Regions from separate parts of the Homo sapiens genome. Here region 1 is linked to region 2. The links are chromatin contacts, found by Hi-C in ENCODE. All regions are on one chromosome and are shown on one strand. Each heading gives the region's core, a stretch centred on a gene start or an enhancer-like site at or near the end of the contact. The rest is flanking DNA. Distances are from core to core; before and after follow the strand shown. Region 1 overlaps DNAJC15 (DnaJ heat shock protein family (Hsp40) member C15). Region 2 holds the start of TNFSF11 (TNF superfamily member 11).

What was found. A loop is a pair of places that touch in the nucleus more often than their neighbours do. Pooled maps may share reads with other maps.
Region 1: a loop to region 2 is called in a pooled map, with 2.4 times the contacts of the local background. The contact joins the enhancer-like site here to the promoter of TNFSF11 in region 2. A Hi-C loop is called at or near these places in 2 of 37 single-sample maps with no recorded cell type and 1 of 50 pooled maps.

What each region holds. Positions count from the first base shown.
Region 1 is chr13:43,044,179-43,051,401 of GRCh38, forward strand. All of the region lies in intron 1 of DNAJC15 (DnaJ heat shock protein family (Hsp40) member C15), which reads left to right. Among named protein-coding and RNA genes, the nearest start is that of DNAJC15, 24 kb to the left of the region's middle. RefSeq lists enhancers at 1,420-1,469, 1,570-1,629, 1,971-2,646. Within about 2 kb of position 1,498, at least 16 of the 41 ENCODE cell types and tissues checked have a DNase peak (open chromatin) inside an H3K27ac peak, as active enhancers do.
Region 2 is chr13:42,570,341-42,576,948 of GRCh38, forward strand. TNFSF11 (TNF superfamily member 11) reads left to right here and starts at 3,812. Exons shown (of 5, transcript NM_003701.4): 1 at 3,812-4,182. The coding sequence starts at 3,964. RefSeq lists a silencer at 3,750-4,119 and an enhancer at 4,210-4,409.

The sequences.
Region 1 (7,223 bases), core at 248-2,747, 470 kb after region 2:
TTGTGGAGACTGAACCTAATAGTAAGACAGCATAAAACACTGAGTTCAGCAGAAAGTGATTTGCTTGTGATTAACCCTTGAGAATTAACTCACTGCAAGATAACAAAGAATGAATGTTTTCCAAACATCTGGCTCATTCTTCTTTTCCATTAGTAGATGAGACCTCTCCATTTACCCTCTAGGTGTTAGGAATTCTCATACTGTTTCACTTAGGCTTTATCATACTCGTCACGGCATATTGTTAGAAAGTAAGTCCAAAAGAGAGTTCATGACATACCCTTTCTCTGCCACAGACCTCTCACAGTCCTTGCAGCAAAAGGCAGTTAGTGTCATTCTTTTAGTTGTTCAAGACAATAACCTTGACTCTTCTCTTTTCCTTTTAGTTGCTCAAGACAACTAAAAGGTCCTTTTAGTTCCTTTTGGTTGCAAAGACTTTATTTTCTTTGTCTTCCGAGAGACTTTTGGATATATTTACCTGGTCCAGGGTATTTTGAAGCATGACCATATGTTAGATTCTTAATTACGTTTAACTAGCATTGTCCATTATATTTTCTCATTTCAAAACCTTGACTCCATATCCAGTGTCTCAGCAAATCCTATTGGCCTTACCTCCGAACTCTATCTAGTATCTCACCACTTTCCTCATTTCCATCATTAATCGCTGTAGCCCAAGTGACCATTATCTCTTTCATGGATTATTTTAATAGACTTACAACTCATCCCCATGCCTCTGCTTTTCATCCTCTACAATCTATTCTCAACATGACAAGTAGAATGATCCTTAGAATTTTAATTGAAATAATCTTAGGCCTCTGCTCAAAACAATGATGTACTGTATCACTCGGAGAAAAGCTAGTCTTTATGTTGACCATATAAGGCCCAGCATGATCTGCTCCCCTTGTGACCTGTTCGACCTTGTTGCCTATTTTTTTCTCTTTCTCTTCCTGCTGTATGCACACTGGCCTTCTGGCTATTCGTTAGGCACACTGGGCACACCTGTGCTTTAGGGACTTTACACTTGTTCCCATTGCTAGTCCAAAATCTAAGGAATCCTTTTTCTTGCTTTAATTTTTTTCCAAAAGTCATTTTTTTCAGTGAAGCTTGCCCTACTCACTTTAAATTTGTTGCTCTTGTAGCAGGACAAGCCGCAGGCAAAACCTCTCAGACATCGAGTTGTAGAAGGAAGGGCTTTATTCAGCTGGGAGCATCGGCAAGCTACTGTCTTAAAATCCAAGCTCCCCGAGTGCACAATTTCCGTCCCTTTTACGGGCACACAACACTAAAGATTTTATATGAAAGGGTTGTGATTGATTGAGCAATCTAGGGGATATGTGACGGGGTTTCATGCACTGGTAGTCAGAGTGAAACAGAACAGAGCAGGGAGTTTCACAATGTTCTTCCATACAATGCCTGAAATCTATGGGTAACATCGGGTTCTAAGTCATGAGTTGATTTTTAACTACTAGGTTTAGGCCATGCAGGCTCGGGCGTGGTTTTGGGCCTGGGGCCAGGCTGCCTGTCTTTGATTTCACTTCCTTGTTTTTTTCTTAAAACAGGTACTGAGTATAAAATATAAAACAATGTGAGAGGGTCTCTCTCTTCCCTCACTCTCACCATACAAACACATACCTACTTCTTTATCTGCTTAATTTTTTTCCATAGCACAAATCACTGCGTAAAATAATTATATATTTTTCCTGTTAAAATTGTTTGTTGTCTGTCTCTCTTGCTAAAATGTACCTTCATGAGGATAGGGATTTTGTCTGATATATCCCTAGGGCTTAAAATCATGACTGGCACATAGTAAATACTGAGTATTTATTGAATTAATTAATGAACCAGTCAGAGATGGGAAATAGCCTTCAAGTGCCTGTTTGCTAAATTACCTAACCTTTTTATTGGGAGTTTATTTTCCTTAATGTTTGTTTAACAAATTAGTTATTCTTTCATGTTTTCCACATAACCTGTGGATTATCTTCATTTTTTTTTTTTTGTAAGGAAATTTACCAGACATAAGGTCCTAACTTTATTTTCTTTGTCTTCCGTGAGACTTTTGAATATATTTACCTGGTCCAGGATATTTTGAAGCATGACCATATGTTAGATTTTTAATTAAGTTTAACTAGCATTGTCCATTATATTTTCCCATTTCAAAACATAATTTCGGTCACCAGTATGGTACACATAAAATATGAGCTACAAGAGACATCTCGGTGGTGGTGAGAGACAGGACTAGTTGGACTTCCTAGGCCGACTAAGAATTCCTAAGCCTAACTGGGGAAGGTGACCGCACCTACCTTTAAACACAGGGCTTGTAACTCAGCTCACGCCCAACCAATCAGGTAGTAAAGAGGGCTCACTAAAATACAAATTAAGCTAAAAGCAGGAGGTAAAGAAATAGTCAAATCATATATCGCCTGAGAGCACAGGGGGAGGGGCAGTGATTGGGATATAAACCCAGGCATTGGAGCAGAGAGTGGGCAACCCCCTTTGGGTCCTCTCACATTGTACGGGAGCTCTGTTTTCATTCTATTAAATCTTGCAACTGCACACTCTTCTGGTCCGTGTTTGTTACGGTTCGAGCTGAGCTTTTGCTCGCTGTCCACCGCTGCTGTTTGCTGCCGTCGCAGACCTGCCGCTGACTTACACCCCTCTGGATCCAGCAGGGTGTCCACTGCGTTTCTGATCCAGTGAGGTGCACATTGCCGCACCTGATCAGGCTAAAGGCTCGCCTTTGTTACTGCACGGCTAAGTGCCCTAATCGAGCTGAACACTGGTTGCTGGGTTCCACCGTTCTCTTCCATGACCCACAGCTTCTAATAGCTATAATACTCACCACATGGCCCAAGGTTCAATTTCTTGGAATCTGTGAGGCCAAGAACCCCAGGTCAGAGAACAAAAGGCTTGCCGTCATTTTGGGAGCGGCCCACCCCATGTTGGGAGCTCTAAGACCAAAGACCCGCCCGTAACAGTGGTAAAGTTTCTTAAGATCATTTTCATGTCATTATACAAACTTTTAGAAAATGACGCTTTGCTAGATTTTGGAAATCCAAAGAAATAAAACACAGTCCCTACCTCCGGAAGCCTACATGTTGGAAGGGATTTGAAATAGGTAAATGAGTATTAACTAATGTAATATATATTACAGTAGAAAGATCTCCTGAGTACTATGGAGTACTGAAGAGTTTTGTTTGGGTGAGAGGTGAGTGAAGAAAGCTTTTTTGAGAAGATGAGCTTGAAGTTGATTGCTGAGTAAGATTTCCCAGGAGTAAAGCAGAGAGGAACAAAAGGAGTAAGAGTAAATAATATGAGAATGAAAAAAGGACCAACATGGAATGTCTGTGACGTTCACATAGGTGCTGGTTATTTTTCATAACCTTGTTTGAATCATTACGAGCATGTTAGGATACAGGTATTTGTATCTTAATTTTATAGATGAGGAAATGGGCCCAAAGAGAATAGCTTAGGATCACAGAATGTTGAATTGGAGCCCAGGCCTGATTAACTTGAAGCCCATGGACTTTCCATAGCAGCCCCATACATAGCATTCAGGTGTGAAGGAGTAGAAAGTATAAGGGGCTCATGCTTGCTGCATGGATGAAAAACTTGAAGGCTTATTTAGAAAGTAAAAGTTTAGTACGAGCCATGAGGAATGGGAAAGGGTACTAATTAATGATGAGGAAGATGATGGTACAGAGTAGGCTTGAAGGGCCAGCGGGCATCAGAAACCATAACTGTGTAATGATGCTATTTAGTGAGAACATAAGATTTTTCTTTAGCTAGACCTAGCAGTCTAGGATGAGGATTCTCTGTGGTAACTCTGCCACCATTTTGAAACCATTCGATTTCACTGACAATTTGCCATCTGTTGCTTTCTGCAGTGCTATTATGCATATGCCTGGAAGTTTTTAAATCCAAAATATTCATGCATTGTATATGGTCAGAGAGAATGCAGTGAAAGCTATGCTTTTTGTAATTTTTGACAAGTGTACTCTAAAGTAATGAATTTTAAAAACTTAGGCCGGGTGCATTGGCTTACGCCTATTATCCCAGCACTTTGGGAGGCCAAGGCAGGTGGATCACCTGAGGTCAGGAGTTCAAGACCAGCCTGACCAAAATGGAGAAACCTCGTCTCTACTAAAAATACAAAAAAAAAAAAAAAAATTACCCGGGTATGGTGGCTCATGCCTGTAATCCCAGCTACTGGGGAGGCTGAGGCAGGAGAATCGTTTGAACCCGGGAGGCGGAGGTTGTGGTGAGCCGAGATTGCGCCATTGCGCTCTGGCTTGGGCAACAAGAGCAAAACTCTGTCTCAAAAATAAACAAAAAACAAAAAGCTTAAATACCCTTGTCCCATATCACATAAATTTGTTTTTTGAATATATATCATCTTTTTTTCCCCCATGGTGACCATGACAGATTATTAAAAACTAAATTTCTAAATTTGATGTAAGTAGAATGTTAGGTTTTTGGTTTTTCTTACATAGAGACCACTGTTCCCAAACATTATGCTGGACCAGTTGTAAAAGAATTTTTTTGGTGGCATTTGTAACTGATTTCATTTTTAAGTATATATGTGCATATATTTATAGAAAGATCAGCTTGTTCTATAAGTAGAAGTATGTGGTACCCTAATTTTGTGTAACAACAACAAAAATATATCCAATAATTAGATTTTCTGCAGGCCTAGAAAATGTTAGCTACTTTTTTAAGCCATAAACGTCTGAATCGTCAGATAAAATGTTTCAAAACTAAAACTTGCCCAAGGCAGCCTTGTGAATTTTTTTTTAAAGAATTAAAAAAAAAGCCTCATATGGCATCCATATTCATCATCTACTGCTACATATGTGTGACACTTACGGCAGTTTTAGCCTATACTAGGGTACAGGAATATACTTACTTTTTTAAATCATACTTCCTGATTTCTTTTATTTTCATATCCCAATTTTTCCTAAGTCAAAGAAACAGCAACATTTCTGTTTCTGCAGAATTTAACCTGGTTATTGCCTAGTTGGTAGAAAATGACTGTAGTTGTGGTACCAACACTATGCCTGATTCACCATTTTACTATTATATTGTCTTTTCAATGTCATTTTTTCTCATTCTGTTACTGGCAGTTTAGTTTTAAAGCATCATTGTTTAAAAAACATTCAAAATAAAAGTCGAAATACATCTTCATGTTTACAACTGGATCAGATATGGTGTTGTGCATATAAAAGAAACAAAATACAGATCCTCTTAGCCCAAGGATATGATACTGAAGTTTAGTAAACGAGAAATAGCATAGTGATGAAAGCATGCTAATTGTTTTTCAACAATAGTAAAATAGAGAACATGTTAATGGAATTATCTGATATTTACACAGTTATGCCAAGTAAACCATAGGTTATTCAGAAACCCCAGTGTGTTTTAGATGTTATTTTATTTTTAAAATTAAAGCCAAAGAAAGGTATGGTCAGGAGTTCTGTGTTGAGTTACTTACTTAGACTTAGATTGACTCCCTTTCTCTTATACTTCTGTTTTCTACATTTGAAACTAGTTTCTTTTTCCTGTTTGAGTCATTCATATATGTGGAAGTTTGAGGAGAATTGTTACTGTTTTACAGCTCACAAAATCTGTGTCTGAAAAGAAATACCAATGGCTTTTTAGCAAATAAAAAAATGTTAGGTAGTAGATAAATTTTTTTCTAGGAAACAATTCATATTATTCTGGGCCAGTTAAAGTTTTGTTTGTTTGTTTGTTTTATTTTATTTGTTTGAGACAGAGTCTTGCTCTGTGGCCCAGGCTGGAGTGCAATGGCATGATAATCGGCACACTGCAACTTCCACTTCCCAGGTTCAAGCAGTTCTCCTGCCTCAGCCTTTTGAGTAGCTGGGGCTACAGGCACCTGCCAACACACCTGGCTAATTTTTTGTATTTTTAGTAGAGACGGGGTTTTGTCATGTTGGCCAGGCTGGTCTCGAATTCCTGACCTCAGGTGATCCACCTGCCTCAGCCTCCCAAAGTGCTGGGATTACAGGCATGAGCCACTCTGCCCGGCCAGTTTTAATTGCTTGTAAATCTAACAGCCTTACTATTTCCACAGGAAACTTTATAAGTACTTTTATTCTTTCCTTTAAAATTTTAAAAAATTTTTTAGTTTTTTTGAGACAGGGTCTCACTCTGTCACCAAGCTGAAGTACAGTGGCATAATCACAGCTCACTGTGGCCTCAATCTCCTGGGCTCAAGCAATCCTTCCACTTCAGGCTCCCAAGCAGCCAGGACTACAGGCACACCCAACTAACTTTTCTTTAGTAGAGACAGGGTCTTCTTGTGTTGCCGAGGCTGGTCTCACTCCTGGGCTAAATCAGTTCTCCCATCTCAGCCTCCCAAAATGAAGACTTTTATTCTTACTTCAGATTACAAAATATGATTGTATAGGATACATGATTAAAAAAAAATTTCAAGTTGATTTCAACTTCTAAATATGTTTTTGTTTGTTTACTGTCAATTGTTCATGCTCAAAAAGTTTTATTTTAATATCAAATTAAAATACAAAGAGAGGTAATTTAGATTAAACCCTTTCAATAGAGAATTTTTAAGATTTAAAAAATTTTTTTAGCCTTGATTTGAAATTGAATAAGGAATTTTAATTCCAGTAAATAAATGGGTTTTTGATTAGCTGTGCTGTATTTTATCGTTTTAGTGTGGATAAGTAAGATTTGATTGCTCAATTTTGGTTATTTACTGAACATCCTTTTTTACTCTAGTGATCTACCTAATTTGGGTTTCTTTTTGTTGTTTTTGTTTCTTGGTATTTTATTTATTTTTTTGAGACTAAGTCTCACTGTTGCCGCCCAGGCTGGAGTGCAATGGCGCAATCTCAGCTCACTGCAACCTCCGCCTCCCAGGTTCAAGGGATTCTCCTGTCTCAGCCTCCCGAGTAGCTGGGATTACAGGTGCCTGCCACCACACCCAGCTAATTTTTTTATTTTTAGTATAAGCGATGGGGTTTCACCATGTTAGCAAGGCTGGTCTCGAACTCCTGACCTCAGACGATCCACCCATCTCAGCCTCCCAAGGTGCTGGGATTACAGGCGTGAGCCACTGTGCCCAGCTATTTTATTTTTTATTTCAATAAGTTTTGGGGGAACAGGTGGTGTTTGGTTACATGGATAAGTTCTTTAGTGGTGACATCTGAGATTTTAGTGTACTCATCACCTGAACACTGTACCCAGTGTGT
Region 2 (6,608 bases), core at 2,562-5,061:
ATTCCTGAAGCTAGACTTAGCCCTATTTTTCAATAACATGAACCAATCAATTTTCACATGAGTCCAAAATAATTCTATGTTAATACACTAAGGTACTAGGAAATATAGTTTGAGAAATGTTGATCCAAACATTGTGTTATTTACAGTGGAGTATTGACATAAACTTTGAATCTTCAAATATGTTCTGGTGTCTTGGCATCTCTTAATACCTATTAGCTTACAAGGCTTTCACTCAACTATTTTATAATTTTGATAATGACTTAATTGATTAGTTGATATATTGTTAAAATAAATATATTAATGAATTTATGATAAATAAGGCAGATAAATAAGACATGCAATTAGGAAGACATGTTAAACAAATTGTTATAATAATACAATCACTCTCAGCTTAGGATAGCTCCTGGCCACTTTCTCTCTGGGTGGTTTTTACTCTGGGAGTAGTTTAAATCATTATCTAGTAGTAGTTTAAAGCATTATCTTTGCCTAAGAGCTTTCGCTGACTCCCCACATTTGCATTGTACTAAGAGTTTTCTCTGACTCCCCACATAGGTCTAGACCCTAGTATTATAAGATTCTCATTGTACTTGCACTTTGCCTTCAAAGTACTAATCACGGTTTTGTTAGTGATTTGTGTGATGATTTGTTGAATCTTTTTTTTTTTCCCACTAGGGTGTAAGCCCCATGTTCCATCTTGATCACCATGTTTCTAGCCCAGTGCTGGCATATAGTGGGTTCTCACTAATATATCTGTAGAGTAAATGAAGAAATGCATGAGTGACATGACAGGAGAATTTAAGGATGCCATGGGAGCATAAAACAGAGGGAGCCACCTGGGTGAGGAGAGCTGAGAAAGACTTCTGGAGAGGCGACATTTGAGCTGAGAAAGGAAAGACAAGTGGGAGAGTCCTCCAGGTGTAGAAGTTGGAGAGATGAGCGCTCCAGTTAGGTAGTATTTGAAGCTGATGTAGAAAAGGAGTCTTGAGCCAGCTTGTGAAGGACTATTGGAGAGTTTTATTTTTATTTTTATCTTTTTTTTAATTTTTGAGACAGAATCTTGCTTTGTCTCCCAGGCTGGAGTGCAGTGGCATGATTGTAGCTTACTGCAGCTTCGACCTCCTGGGCTCAAACAATCCACCTATCTCAGCCTTCTGAGTAACTGGGACCAGAGATGTGCACCAAAATGCCTGGCTAATTTGTTCATTTTTTGTAAAGATAGGGTCTCCCTATGTTCCCCAGGCTATTCTCCATCTCCTGGGCTCCAGTGATCCTCACGCCTCGGCCACCCAAAGTGCTGGGATTATAGAAGTGAACCACTGCGCCTGGCCTATTGAAGGTTTTTAATCTTCAGAGTTTCGACTTTATCAACAACACTTAGAAGCCACCAAAGAATTGCAGGTATGGAAATGACATATACTTTTGCTTTTAGAAGAAAATCCTGATCAGTGTGCACAGAATTCTTCAGGGGGCAAGTGTGATTCATTCTGATAAGATATAGCATGGCTTAGACTGGGAGACTGGCAGAGGCTTTGAAGATTTCTTTGCTCAAATTTTATTCAGCAAGTATTTACCATGCACCTACTATAGCAGGCAACATTTTTAGGAAATGGTGAATGTTACAGAGGTGAATAATACAGCAAGAGTCGTTGAACATATGGAGTTTATCTATTAGTTGGGGAGTGAATGTTGACAAAGGAATAAGTAAATACATAGGCAAGAAAGATACATTACCTGTGAAACAGCAGCAGGTAGACTGACAGTGGAGTATCTAATACAGCCTATGGAAGCCAGAAGATAGTGGGATGACATTTTTGGAGTACTAGTAGAAATGTCATATGAAGAACTCTGTAGGAATGTAACATACGGTCCCATATATGAAGCTCCTGGGTCAAGTATACCTGAACATAATTCAGGGATTTGAGGGACTTTCTTGTAACCTGAGGATCAAGATGTCAAGGAATTAAAAACATGTATAAAACATTGTTGTATAAAAACCCATTAAAAAGAATGGAAGACACTATAGTAAAATCATTGTGGGTTTAGTTGTTATAACACATTTTAAAAATCTTTGATCCCAATCAATATTTATAAGAAAGAAGAAATATGGAATTATTTCCTGAGTCAAGGAGCAGGGAGAGAATGAGGAAGAAGAGGAGGAGGAGGAGGGGGAGGAGGAGACAATAAACCTACTTCCCAAAGTTAACAAACAAAAAGTGGGAAGAGGTCAAAGACTACAAGGAGTAGAATTAACGTCAATTGTTTCTATGTTTGAGTCTGAAAATTTTTTGTCCCTTCTCCACCAACCTATATATTGATACACATATAAATGCTAAAGGCATTTTTGAATTTGAACAGATCATTTTCTTTGTATGGCTGCCTTTAAAAAAAATTCAACCTGGTCACTCTTCCTCAACATTTACTGAGGTCTAAGTGTTCAATTTAGAACACATGCTTTAATAACTCAGAGACCTGTCATTTGTCACAAATCTTGCCTAGAGAAATACTCATTAGCGAATTAGGCAGAAAGAGGATGCAAAATAAAAAGGCACAGTAGTCCCCTGATATCCATGGAAGACTGGTTCCAGGACACCACCAAACCCCTCCCCGCAAATACCAAAATCCATGGATGTTCAAGTTTCTTAACATATCATGGCATAGTATTTGCATTTAACCTACACACATCCTCTTGTACACTTGAAATTATCTTTAGATTATTTATAATACTTAATAGAATGTAAATGCTATGTAACTAGTTGTGTATCATTTAGGAAATGATCACAAGAAAAAAAGTCTACAGATGTTAGTCCAGACACAGCCATCCTTTTTTTTTTTTTCAAATATTTTTGATCTGTGGTTCATTGCATCCACAGATGTGGAACCCATGGATACTGTGGGCTAACTGTATTAATAAAAAAGTGGAAACATCCTAAGTTTCATGGGTGTTTAAATTGGTCAGCAACTTCCTTCTGAAGAAGTATCAGAATTTGTGAGCAATGTTAATATTTTTGTTTTCTCACTAAGAGCCACAGTTCTGAATAGAGGTTTTTAAAAAGCCCTAGCAAGGTTTCTTTAGCAATGAAACTAACATTTAACTGTATCATCAGCTTCGTGTTACATCTCTTTCCTGACTGTTGGGTGAGCCCTCCTCGGATGCTTGCTTCTGGCTACACGCCCCTTTACCCTTTTCTCTGCACTGTTTTCATCTTTATAAAGTCAGAGTTGGTGTCTATAGGCTCTCTACTGCCACATTCAAGACCTGCCTCGCTCAATGTCACCTTCAAGATGCAGAAATAGGGATTTGGGAAGGGGATTGTGAAATTTTCGAAGTCTTCCAAAATACTTTGAGAAACTATATTTGGAAGCACTTTGGGGGGAGAGGTTGGACAGGAAGGGTCTTCAGAGATCATCAAATTTAACTTTCTAAATCCTAAGGAGGAAACCGAGACTCCAGGATGTGAAGTCCCTTCTCTACCAAACTAGAATGGATGCAGGAGGAATGTCTGAGGTGCAATCCTTATCCTTTAGCAAAGGTGTCCTCTGCGTCTTCTTTAACCCATCTCTTGGACCTCCAGAAAGACAGCTGAGGATGGCAAGGGGAGTCTGGAACCACTGGAGTAGCCCCCAGCCTCCTCCTTGGAGGGCCCCCATGAAGGAGGCCCTTCAGTGACAGAGATTGAGAGAGAGGGAGGGCGAAAGGAAGGAAGGGGAGCCAGAGGTGGGAGTGGAAGAGGCAGCCTCGCCTGGGGCTGATTGGCTCCCGAGGCCAGGGCTCTCCAAGCGGTTTATAAGAGTTGGGGCTGCCGGGCGCCCTGCCCGCTCGCCCGCGCGCCCCAGGACCCAAAGCCGGGCTCCAAGTCGGCGCCCCACGTCGAGGCTCCGCCGCAGCCTCCGGAGTTGGCCGCAGACAAGAAGGGGAGGGAGCGGGAGAGGGAGGAGAGCTCCGAAGCGAGAGGGCCGAGCGCCATGCGCCGCGCCAGCAGAGACTACACCAAGTACCTGCGTGGCTCGGAGGAGATGGGCGGCGGCCCCGGAGCCCCGCACGAGGGCCCCCTGCACGCCCCGCCGCCGCCTGCGCCGCACCAGCCCCCTGCCGCCTCCCGCTCCATGTTCGTGGCCCTCCTGGGGCTGGGGCTGGGCCAGGTTGTCTGCAGCGTCGCCCTGTTCTTCTATTTCAGAGCGCAGGTGAGTGGCCACCTTCCCAGGGGATCGCGGCTGAGAGCGCCCATCTCCTTCCCCCGCACTTGGAAACTGAGTCTGGCGGCAGGGCTGGGCCACCCAGAGCTTGCATATTCCGGAAGGGAAAGTGACTCCAGAAGGGAGAGAGGAAGTGTTGAGTTTGGGGACAACCTGGCGCAGGGCTGTCGGGCGCACCCTGCTCTCTCTCCGCCCACGCACCCCAGCTTCTCGGTGCTCTGGGGGCGGACTCCCCTGGCCGGACGATGGGTTTGAATCTCACCCCGTCCCTTCGCTGGGAAACAACACTGGCCTCTCACCTTTTCTGGTAGTGATTGCATACTTTTTCTCCCTGTCATTTCTCACTTGAAGTTAAGAATCAACTTCTGTTCACGTAGGAAAAAAGATGAGCGCCTTCACTTGGGCATCTACCTTTCCCTTCCCGCCCACCACCCGGCGGGTTTCGGTTCCTGCGCCTGGCTGCTCTGCAGGTGTGCTGGGGCCACGGTGCTGGAGGGCTGCGCGGAGCGGGAGGTCGCGGTGCTCGTGCCCAGGTCGCCCAATGGGTGGGCAGAATGACACGGCGCGACCAGAGAGGCGCGGGCTCGGGATGGGGGCTCTGCGGCTGTGGCGCTGTCCTGTGGGGGTGAAGGAAGAGGGACAGCCCCACGTGCCTGCTAGGGATGTGGGCGGAGGAAGGAAGCGAGGTGAGTGTGATGGCACAGTGTTACTACAGTCTAGCAAATAACCAACCTTCGGAAAGATGAAGAGGTTTTTTGCACGACGGCTAGGAACTGCAGAGAGATAGTAGGAAGGAAGGGGTAAATTTGTAATATTATGCTTTCTGGTGGTTTATGCTCTTGTGTTTTCTTGGAAATTGCAGTGCAGTTGGTTGGATTCATTCAAATATTCTTGTCTGGTGCTGTGAACTCTTTCTCAGAGGAAGTGGGGGGCTGACTGTGCATTTTTTTTTATGGGAAAAGAAAGTTGGGTTTGGACTACATTCGTTTTCAGATTCAAAGGTGATTACTAAACCAAACGGGATGCATCAAAACATGGCATTGCTTGGATTGTATGGTTTTTTGACATGTGCCAATGTCTCGAACTCCATTACTTTTAATCATAGGCTTTTTGTTAAGTATTCATTATCCGCTAGTTTGCATTTTCTAGAACTAGTGTGATTACCTACTTAAAGTAGAAATGCAATGAGCCACACTTCAGAAAATCTGCATTAAATATAATCTACTCATTGAGAGTTTTGTTGTTTCTAAAAAGACAACTTTTGAGTGGTTTGCTTGCAACACAGATAACAAATCTATATGAAAGTGACTAAACGTCTTTCTTTCATTGGAGTGTGTTGCAATAAGAATGGCTTACCCATTTTCTCATCCAGCATTTTGTTAATAACCCCCATTTAGTGCTTGTGCATGGAGTGCCAGCGTTGTGCGTGGCACCGTCACCTGCGATGGAATGAGTTAAGAATCATTTATTCAACAGACAGTGTCCACTTACTATGGGCATGGAGCCAGATAGCAGAGTGGCCTAATAAAACCATTAAAATTCTTAGTCAAACAAAAGAGCAACAATCAGAAAAGGGATCAAAGATGCAGTAGTTCTCCACTGTTTATCTTTTCTAACACCTTCGGGATATGGCATTTTCATTGCCATAATAGTGAAGAGAGTGTCCAATGTTGAACGAGCAGTAGGAAATGAAGGAGTTCTAGGAACCATGAACAGCTTGGCTTGGCAGGAGCTGTGGAAATCGGTGGCATGGCTGTGTAGGAAAGAGTGACCTGCTGGGCTCTTGTTAGAGTTGTTCAGCTTTTCCCTAGGAATTCTCGGTGGTCCCCGTGGGTGAGGAGTCAGGGCTTTCAGTGATCTCCCATCATCCTTTAGCAGTCTTGATGCTGTATGGATGATAGTGAAACATTCAGAACCCCTTTTCAAAGTAAACGTGTGAGTTAGTAAGTCTAGCCAGAAAATATACCTTTGAAGAAGTTAATGTCATCAGACTTCTGGGTACGGTTTTCTTAAATACCATGAAAATTCGGTTCCTTTGACTTGTGCAAAATAATTTAGCTATTATTCTGAACCCAATTTTGTATTGCATTTTAAAAAGGCTATCTCCTTCAGTAAAGAAAAAATATTAGGAACAATGTGTTCATATGAATATACCACTAGATCGGGATGCATTTTACTGGATATTGTGTCTACAATTGTTACCCAAAGGAGTCCTAATCATTTTGAGATACATTCTGAAATATTTACAGATAAAACTGCTTTGGTGTCTGGAATTTGTTTCAAAATAATTTCTGGTTGCTTACAGATGAAAAAAGATTTGCCATACATTGGTAATAGCTGAAGCGCTGATGCGTGCCTAGGGGTTCACTCTGTAATTCTTTCCCCTTTTATGTGTGTTAGAGATCTTCTTTCAA